Linked DNA regions of Homo sapiens: region 2 is linked to region 1. A link is a loop called in an ENCODE intact Hi-C map of the cell type or tissue named here. Cell type or tissue: natural killer cell. All regions are shown on one strand. Links, peaks and the distances in the headings refer to the core of each region. The heading gives the core; the rest is flanking DNA.

Region 1 (5,399 bases), core at 164-5,163:
CTCGGTACAGTTACAAAAACAGACACATAGACCAATTGAGTAGAAAAGAAACTCACTATTAAAGCCACCCACCCACAAGCATCTGATTTTCAACAAAGGCAGACAAAAACAAGAAATAGGGTAAGAACTCCCTATTCTGTAAATGGTGCTGGTATGACTGATTAGCCACATGCAGAGGAATGAAATTGGACCCATATATTTCACCCTATACAAACATTAACTCAAGATGGATTAAATATTTAAATGGAAGACTTCAAACTATAATAAAAATTTAAATGGAAGACTTCAAACTATAAAAATATTTGAAGAAAACCTAGGATATAATTTCTTGTCAAGGGCCTAGGTAAAATATTTTTGGATAGGTCTCCAAAAGCAATTGCAACAAAAACAAAAATTGGCATGTGGGACATAATTAAATTAAAGAACTTCTGCACCATAAGAGAAACTATCAAGAGATTACACAGACAATGTATGCCAAGTATATACACTGCTGAATTGACAGACTTTTCAATGAATGGTGCTTGGAAAACTGTATATCTGTATGCAGAAAAATGAAACTAGACCCCTATCTCTTGCCATATATAAAAATTAAATAAAGGAGGATTAAATATTTAAATGTAATACCTCAACCATGAAAATACAATAAGAAAATGTTGAGGAAACACTCTAGGACAGTGTTCTGGGAAAATATTTCTTGAGTAAGACCTCAAAAATACAGGTAACCAAAGCAAAAACGGACAATGAAATAGCATCAACCTAAAAAGCTCCTGTACAGTGAAGTAAACAAACAACAAAGTGAAGAGACAGCCCACTGAATCTGAGAAAATATTTGCCAAGTGCCCATCTGACAAAGAATTGATAAGCAGAATCTATAAGGAGCTCAAACAACTCAGTAGGGAAAAAAAATTGTCAATTTTAAAAATGGGTAAAAGATCTGAATGGATATTTCTCAAAAGAAGAATGGCCAACAAGTATATGAAAAAATGCTCAACATCACTAATCATCAGAGGAGTGCAAATAAAATCTATAATGAGATATCTTATCCCAGTTTAAATGTCTTTTACTCAAAAAAGTAGGCAATAACAAATGGCGATGAGGATGTGGAAAAAGGGGAACCCTTGTACACTGTTGCTGAAAAAGTAAATTATTACAACCATTATGGAAAACTGTGTAGTTTCCTCAAAAAACTAAAAATATGACTACCATATGGTTCAGCAATTCTACTGTTTGGTATATATCCAAAGAAAGGAAATCAATATATTTAAGAAATATGTGCACATGCATGTTTAATGCAGGACTATTTACAATAGCCAAGAGGTGAAATCAACATCCATTTCCACCAATGGATAAACGGATAAGGAAATCCTGGTACATAATACACAATGAATTATTATTCAGCCATAAAAATTATGAAATCCTGTCATTTGCAATAACATGGAGTGTCCTCCAGTTACGTTAAATTAAATAAGCCAGGCACAGAAAGAAAAATATTGCATGTTTTCACTCTTATGTTGGAGCTAAAAACAAAAATTAACTCATGGACATACAGAGTAGAAGGATGGTCACCAGAGGCTGGAAAGGGTGGTGAGAATGGGGGGTATAAAGAGGGCGTGGTTAATGGCTACAAAAATCAAGTTAGAATAAATAAGATCCAGTGTTTGGTAGCATAATAAGGTGACTATAGTAAACAGTAAGTTATTGTATATTTTAAAAGAACTAAAAGAGTTGAACTGAAATTTTCCCAACACAAAAAAAGATAAATGCTTGAGGCGATCGGTATCCCAATTACCCTTATTTGATCATTATACACTTTACACTTGCATCCAAAACAACATGTACCCCATAAATATGTGCAACTATTATGTATCCGTAATAATTAAAACTAATCTTTTTATCTTCTAACTAGAATATGCAACAGTTCATTAAGGGAAATAATAAATGGAAAAGTGCAAGCTGTAAATTCTCTGTTTAGCTAGGATTGTAGCTTATCATTACTACACAAATCTAAAACTAATGACACTTTGAAATTTCTTTGCCAAAGATTTTTATTTTTTTGGAATAGTCGTCTTTAAGTTTCATTGTCCCACTTGAAATTACCTTCTGTGTATGTGGCATCTCTAATTAAAGATAGTGGAGTAAAGAAACATATGCATAAGTTTTTGCCCATGCTTTTCTTACTACTGTTTTGTAGTTAAAATGTAAGTGAATAAGAAATATGTAATTGGTGAAAATGGAACATAATTCCAGTTTGCATTTGCCAGGGATTCCTCAACTTCTCTGATTTTGATTTCTTCATCTATAGCATAAAGTTAGGAATAGACAACTTTTGCTAGGGTTCAACATGAAACTGTGTAAAAGCACTTTCGAAACTGTAATATTAAAATCTACATCCTTTAGGATATGCTGCCCTCATGTGGATGATGATTGATAGTGCTGAATAAGTATGATGAGTCCAAATTATTAGGAATTTAATAATTTTGTTGATGGCAAAATGATAAAGTTTCATCTAAATATATATATATATATCCAAAACAGAGATGAACACACACAATATATTTATTAGGAAATTCTGTGGTTATTCTCCAAGCACTAGTTTTTTTTTATATTTATCAAGACTTTTTCAGGTTAGAGTTAGTGCTATTTATAAATTAAAACAAAGATATAAATACATTAAAAGTTTAAGCAGATTTCATTAGCAACATATCGGCTCCATTAATAGGTTTAAAATAATTTTAAACAGTAAAATGACACAATTTTTATTCAATACTATATATTAAAACTTCTAAAACTATTTCCACTAACATCTAATTAATATCCAGGATTATCTGATATAATTTTCAAGATCATTGAATTAAAATATAACTAGGTTTCAAAATAATGCTGGAAAATATTATTGTCTGATCTAAAAATGTTCAATACCTAGTTTCCTGAGGAAGTAACAAAGGTAACACAATAAAAATAACAACAACAACAAAATGATAAACAAGACATTGTAATCCTAGCGTTATTGTGTTTTAATAAGCCGTTTGGAAATCACTCACATTTGATTTTAAATGAGAGATAATTTTACAGGCCTTAAGAATTTATTTGTTCAAAGTCATTCAATGAAAGGTCTAAATAGATTCAAATTACAGAATAACTTGATTGCAGATTTTTATATAGTTTGTATCCATGTTGTATAATCATCATAATTCTATGAGAAAATATCATTTCACAGAAAAATAAGCCTGTGGGAAAATGTGTGTGTGTGTGCCTATGTGTGTGTGTGTGTTGTGTATGTACGTTGAAGGGGGAAGCATGTACTGAATTTGATAGAACTGATTATATTTCACTTGAAAATATTTTTGAGACATCAAATTAAATAGAGTTAGAAATTCCAGGAACTCAAATTCATCAATATAGTTGAGAAATTCTACCAAAGTTTGGCAAAAATATTGTCACATGAGAACAGTTTTAAAAAGCACAAAAATATCTAGGCAAATTCTAATACATTTCTAAGTGTATTGATTCAAATGATCTTTTGCTATTCCTGCTGCCAAAAATAAATTTATTTTAGCCCTGCGGTAGTTGCATGATTATATAAAAATAGAGCACAGTTAAGTGAACACTTTCAAATGTTTCCATTTGCACCCCCAAAAAGGAAAGTATGTAAAGACTAAAACATATTGTCCATTAATTCCTGAAGCCCTTAATGTAGTAAAACCTTCATGCTTTTCAGATTGAGCTTTGAATAAAATTTCTTAAAAAGGTACTTCAAACTTTAATTGACTCTATTAAGCAACAAATGTAGAAAAGTCTTAAATGTAGCCCAATACCCTTATTGATTAAAAAATAGCAGTGAAATTTCTTAATCAGATGAAAAATATGAAACAACAGCTATTAAACAAAAAGAAAAAATAAAACAAGGAAACTACCTTGAGGAAATAATCTACTTAATAATGAATGATTAGAATAATTTTTAAAAATCAGGATCAAGACAAAGATGTTCTTTAACATCTCTCCAATTTAACGTTGAATTTGATGTTTTAATTAATGCAATATACATATTTATGTTTTTCTAAAACAAATTGCTGAATTATTCAAATCAGAAAGTCTATCAGAATTGCTATATATGAAACTAATATACAAAAGTAAATTGCAATCTTACACACAAATAACAATCAGAAATTTTAAAATCACTGAATGAGACACTACAAATAATACAATATACCTATTAATAAATGTAACATAAAAAGATTCTAGTAATTCTAAAACAAATTATCCAATGGTTAATTCTGTGTTTGTATGAACTTTATTTCTAAAATCTGTGAAATAAATAATCGGCTTGATATGGTTTGGCTGTGTCCCCACCCAAACCTCATCTTGAATTGTAGTTCCCATAATCCCCACGTCATGGGAGGGACCAGGTGGAGGTAATCGGATCATGGGGGCGGTTTTTGCCATGCTGCTTTCCTGAGAGTGAATGAGTTTCACGAGATCTGATGGTTTTATAAGCACCTGGCATTTCCCCTGCTTGCACTCATTCTCTCTCCTGCCCGCCTGAGAAGAGGTGCCTTCCGCCATGATGGTAAGTTTCTTGAGACGTCCCCAGCCATGTGGAAACTGAGTCAGTTAATACCCTTTCTTTATAAATTACTCAGCCTCGGGTATTTTTTCATAGTAGCGTGATAATGGACTAATACAGGGCTCAAAATAGCCAAAATACATTTTAAGGACAAAGTCATACTCACCTGAACAGCTAATAAGGTAAATAATAAATAATAACACTTAAGTAATAATATAGTGTGGTAACAACACAGGGATGGAAAACTAGCATATAAAGAAAGGTAGAGACCTAATCATATATGTATAGCTAATATGTCACTGCATTTCATACCACTGGGAAATGGGAAAAATTATAGATTGCTTAATTAATGACCTGAAACAATTGTTTAACCACATAGAAACAAAAAGAGAACTGCATTTTTTTGTGCCTAACAAAACCAATTACAAATTTCTTAAAGAAACAGATTTTAGAAAAAAATAATTTTTATTATATATTATCTGTCAAATAGACATATAGTATTTATATAATATATAATATTAATGTATAAATAATATAATATTTATTACATATTAAAATTATATATGTTATATATCATGTTAACAACTCCTGGTATAGAAGCTCGAAGGTGAGAGGGGCATATATTATTTTGTGTGTTATAAACTTTAATTCTATGCATTGTCTCCATGCAAGAGGATGCTTAATTATCTAGCTAGGAGAAGAGAGTCTTCAATTGACCTGTAGGGTTCAGGGGAATATGGAGGTTCAACGTTCTCAAATATATCAATCCAGCTGTCCCAATCCTATGCCTTGGCTTTGGTGTAGGTTATTTGCTGGCTAGGCAAAAAGAATTGCT
Region 2 (5,399 bases), core at 85-5,084, 870 kb before region 1:
TCTCTGGGAGTGGAAGATTGAAAAGATAGGAAAAGACTGAAGAACAAGAGGCAATTTCAAGATTTCTTATCATTATGCCACAAAATTAAAATAATAGACATTAATAAAATGCGATGAGATCATTACATTTCACGTCTATCAATTACAATTTTTTTTTTTTGAGCTGGAGTTTCACTCTTGTCACCCAGGCTAGAGTGCAATGGTGCGATCTTGGCTCACTGCAACCTCCACTTCCCAGGTTCAAGCAGGCCTCCTACTTCAGCCTCCAGAGTAGCTAGGATTATGGGCATGTGTCACCATGCCCAGCTAATTTTGTATTTTTAGTAGAGGCAGGGTTTCACCATGTTGGCCAGGCTGTTCTCGAACTGCTGACCTCCTATCAATTACTATTAATGGTGTCTCAATTTTTTACTGAGAAGTATTTGCATCAGCTACAAATGCCAGTGATATAAGTATATGCTATTGGCTCAAATGCCATGAGTGGTGCTGCCTGTAGGGACATTTCCACAATGTAGAGAACTCTTGGAAAAGTTTGAACAAAAACAAAGTACAATCTTCCCATGATTAAGATGAGGAGATGAGCTTAAAATATTTTGCTTGTGTTAACATTGGGCAAAAAATATATTGTGTTATAGATAAATAAGAATTAGTTATAGGCTCAGATAAACAAATTGTTTTATTTACCTGCATGAAAATCTGTTGGGGCATTTGAAAGTCATGCCGAGTATGAACCAAATATTCCTAGTCTGGCTCTTCCCTATGCGTTATGAGACATCTAGTAGCACACATGAATAGCACCTCAAATCATTGGCACTGACAAACATGCTCATAAAAGTTGCCAAAATTCCTCCCAGGGGTGTCCGATCTTTATTATGAAGTCCTATTACTATGCAACAATGAAAAAAGCTTGGGCTAAGTGAAGATACACTGTTAAACTAATTCATTATAGTGGATTTGCAAAGAGTGATGTGGTCTTTTTTTGGGTGGAGCCAACTGGTGGAGACAAATGACAACGTAGATTTTGTTCAAATCTACGTTGGAAAGATTTGAAAGTTCTTTCAATCTTTGGTTGGAAAGTTCTAATGTCTTATTGTAAAATTCACACCTTTGTAGTTTCTCATGTTTCTGCAATTTTTATACTACCACAGCTCAAAAGGATCAAACTCCTTGGATACAAAAACAGTGAGTCCTGCTGCATTCACTGCAAAGCAAAAGAAAAAAACTTACAAAACAAAAAACAATGAGCTTGCAAGTTGTACTGACCCACTAGTAGATGTTTAAGCGGCTCTCAAATCCCAGCTGTCTGCCATACATTTCTGGTTAAAGTATCAATTGTAGACAATGTTTATTTTAGGGATGTCATTCCTGGAATATCATGTTTGCTCACCACATCAAGCAGATAACTACTAGTTGTGTAATAATGGGGGTAGAAATGAAATGTCTGCTAGAATTTTGTTTTCTGAAATTTTGTAGTTTGCAATGATGTGAATATTTAAATCATGTCTAAGTTAGGAAAGAACCAAGAATGTACCTAACTTTTCTGAGGACAACTGACCACATTTGTACTCAAGTTCTTGGGTCTTTTTTCTCCTTTAATGTCAGGTCTCTTACTGTATACTGACTGTAGTGTATTATGGAAATTTGAAGTTTAAATGTTCAGTATCTTCCAAAGGATATTGTATCCTTTCATAGATAGATGTTATTTTCCTGATTTTCATGGAGAAAGAAGTTATTTTCATAGCCCAGCATAAATACATACCAATCATCCTTTCTTGCAAGAGTTGGTGCTTTTTCTTGAGTCCCAGGCCCAAGAAATTTTCTGAGACTTGGTAATTTCCTGGAAAAAAGTATAGGGTGATTTCAAGGACAGAGATTACATCTTATATCTTTTGTATTTCCAGCTATAGTGTCTAGCACATAATAGGCACACAGTGAGTGTCTTTTGAATGAAAGAATGAGGGACAAATACATGTGTAAAGAGAATGGTGACTGCGCTGTGATTTTTCTTGGTTTCTTTTCACTGTCTTTTTCTGCTGATGTTGTCTGGCCAGCAGAGGGCATTCAAGGTCCACCTTACAATTAGGGACCTTAGGGAAAGGAGACAGTTTCTAGCTACAGAAATTCAACTGTCAGAAAAGGAAACAGATGAATTTGAAATTGTCAAGACGGCTTAATTTAAGTCTTCCAGTATAAGGTTAATTTTATAGTGCTAACTAATCTTGACACCATGTGAATAATACATTAGAGGAAAGTGTCTATTTTTATTTGATTTTGAAATGTGGAAATACCAGAAAGTTTAAAGGAGAAAATAAAAATTGCCCAGAACTAACTTTTGCTCACATTTGGCTGTATATCTATTTTTATTTTTAGATACATCATATACAGAATGTAAGCTCCTCAAGGAATGGGATTTTTGTATTTACTGCATTATTCCAAGTGCTGTTTGAAGTGTATGGAAACTCACTGTGCTATCTTTCTAATGCTTTTGTAAGTTTAAAATTATTCCCACATAAAAGGTTAAAACATAAAAAACTGTTTATGCTACAAAATGAAAAGTTTAACTATGCCTTTTCATCCTGATTCAGTTCATAGCATATGACTGCAACCCTAACCATCTTCATGAAAAAGAAGAAATAAAAAATATAAATGTAATTCAGATTTTCTTTTGTAAAGAATGATAATTTCATTACAGAAAGCAGAAGCAGCCTTGGCTATCTGCTGTGACACCTTAACTGTCACAAGGTCCATAAAGCATTGTTCCTGTGAGGTGAAGATTATATTTTCTGCAGAATCTTTTTTTTTTTTTGAGACGGAGTCTTGCTCTGTCACCCAGTCTGGAGTGCAATGGCACGATACTGCGCCCGGCTAGAATTTTATCTTAAACCTATCACGTAGTCCAACCTGTTTATTTTCACTTTGTATTTTAAAAAGAGAATTGAAATTATAAGTATATATTGCTCAAATTTTGCAGAACAGCTTTGAATTCATTTCTCATTTTATCCTCCACAGCACTGAGATAGGGTGATTATTATTAGTTAGCATCACTGTTTTACAGATTTCAAAATGTAGGCTTTGAGATGTTAAGTTGTCTAAGGACACAGAGCAGGTTATTGACCAGTACTCTTTCCTTCCTCCCTGAAACTTTCCAACACTTTCTGAAAGTGAAAGTGGAATGTAAAATTCTCTTGCTCTTCTTACAGGCCAGAAAACTTACAGTGCAATAAATAATAATTATAGTCAATCTTTATTTAATTTTTATGACATGCTAGAGAGTTTGTCAAGTTTGTTTTCCAAGTAAATGCTCTTACTTAATGTTCTTTGCAATGTCACCAGGGTGTTGAAGCAGACAAGGAGAGGATTGGCACCTGATTGAATATGATGGGCAGGAGAAGAGGGAAGCATAAAGGGTCACGATGGTTATGAGCTTTGGTAATGTGGAATGTGGTAGAACCATTAACAAAAATAAGGATGAAGAAAGAGAAACTTGGGGGAAGGGGAAGAGAATTGCATTTTCTTTTTTTTTTTCCTTTTTATTTTTTTGAGACGGAGTCTGGCTCTGTCGCCCAGGCTGGAGTGCAGTGGCGTGCTCTCCGCTCACTGCAAGCTCCGCCTCCTGGGTTCACAGCATTCTCCTGCCTCAGCTTCCCGAGTAGCTGGGACTACAGGCGCCCACCACCACGCCTGGCTAATTTTTTTATATTTTTAGTAGAGATGGGGTTTCACCGTGTTAGACAGGATGGTCTCCATCTCCTGACCTCATGATCCACCCGCCTCGGCCTCCCGAAGTGCTGGGATTACAGGCGTGAGATACCGTGCCCAGCCTGCATTTTCAAATATGTCATGTGTGTAATGTCAACTCTGCAGTATGCCCACTATTTGACTTCTTTAAAGCATCTAGAATAATTTGTCAAAATTTTAATGTGCTTACGATTGTAATGGTTTAAAGACAGATTTGATCAGATCTGAGAATGTAAGCTTATGACTTTCGGCAGTCATGTAGTAGTCACTTGTTTGGCATGGTGTAAAAGCTTCCCTAAGCATGTTTCTTAAGATTGCATTGGTGTAACTAGCTTCAATTAGTCTGGTGAGACATTTCTTTGAAAAGCAAACCAGATTACGATTACAGTGTGTAGGGCAGACAGAACGTGGAGGTGGGTGAATGATTGGTAATTAACTAGAAGAAACTTGCTGACACAACGTCTGATTTTTAGCAGTGTTATATATGCATGTTGGTGCTTATTGTACAGGAATTTTCCTTTTCTGTTACCCCACAACTACATCCTTCCGAGTGTTAGAGTTTGGGGAGAAATAGGACATAATTAAGCAATCTTACATTAGCTGATCAATCACACAAATAGTGCCCACAAGAATGTACAACACAGTCCTGGTCAGAGTCATATCTTGCAACTCATATAGATCCCTCAGGGGCATGGGTGCAATTAGTCATCCTCACTGGCTACTCACAGATAAGAGTTCTTCCATCTCTCATAGAAATAACAGTTTAAGTTTATATATTACTCTATACAGCAGAGGGGAACAAAAAAACCTTCCCTTTGGATTTAAGCATTTTCCATGGCTGCTAGATTATTTTAGTTTAGGCCCCACACTTTATTTGTCCCAGGCTTCCAAAGCAAGTAGTCATTTCTATCTGATTCCTCATTGGATAGGGCTGATGGAGCGGTCTCATTCCATGGATGGAGTGCCTATGAGGTGGTAAGATCTTTCACATTGCTAAGACAGACCACCTCTTAGCTTGTCTTCCATTTGATATTATTCCTAAAAACTCTCCCTTCCCTTCTTTTTGTTCTCTTACCAAATGCCCCCTCTGTTATCCTTAGGAAATATCATGTTGCAGCAACAGAGAGGGATAAACAGAAAAAAAAAATTATCTCACTGATTCCAGTTTTCAGGAAGGGATAAAGAGTAAACAATTCACAATGATAGGAAATTCCAACTTAATTTTTTATATAGTTGGATCAACAGAGACAAATTTTTTTTTGATTCAAAATTTCTTTTTTTTTCAGATACATTATGGTTTATTACTATCATGTAATATTTGTCAACTATCTTTTTAAATTTTTTTTTTAAATTATACTTTAAGTTCTGGGATACATGTGCAGAGCGTGCAGGTTTGTTACATAGGTATTCGTGTGCCATGGTGGCTTGCTGCACCCATCAACCCGTCATCTACATTAGGTATTTCTCCTAATTCTATCCCTCCCCTAGTGCCCCACCCTCAATAGGCCCCAGTGTGTGATGTTCCCCTCCTTGTGTCCATGTGTTCTCATTGTTAAACTACCACTTATGAGTGAGAATATGTGGTGTTTGATTTTCTGTTCCTGTGTTAGTTTGCTGAGAATGATGGTTTCCAGCTTCATCCATGTCCCTGCAAAGGACAT

What was found. Hi-C counts contacts between places; a loop is a spot of excess contacts. Peaks named below come from ENCODE experiments on the same cell type or tissue, not always from the same donor. Only the 100,000 strongest peaks of a DNase experiment are listed, where the experiment ranks them.
Region 2: a loop joins it to region 1, with 8 times the contacts of the local background. A loop is called at or near these places in 24 of 110 quality-filtered maps.

The regions. Positions count from the first base shown.
Region 1 is chr4:69,686,722-69,692,120 of GRCh38, reverse strand. No RefSeq gene overlaps it. Among named protein-coding and RNA genes, the nearest start is that of UGT2A1, 36 kb to the right of the region's middle. In natural killer cell, for the core only: CTCF peaks have their summits at 2,256 and 2,455 (motif pointing left); a DNase peak (open chromatin) is centred at 2,400.
Region 2 is chr4:70,556,079-70,561,477 of GRCh38, reverse strand. No RefSeq gene overlaps it. Among named protein-coding and RNA genes, the nearest start is that of AMBN, 33 kb to the left of the region's middle. In natural killer cell, for the core only: a CTCF peak has its summit at 2,062 (motif pointing right); a DNase peak (open chromatin) is centred at 2,057.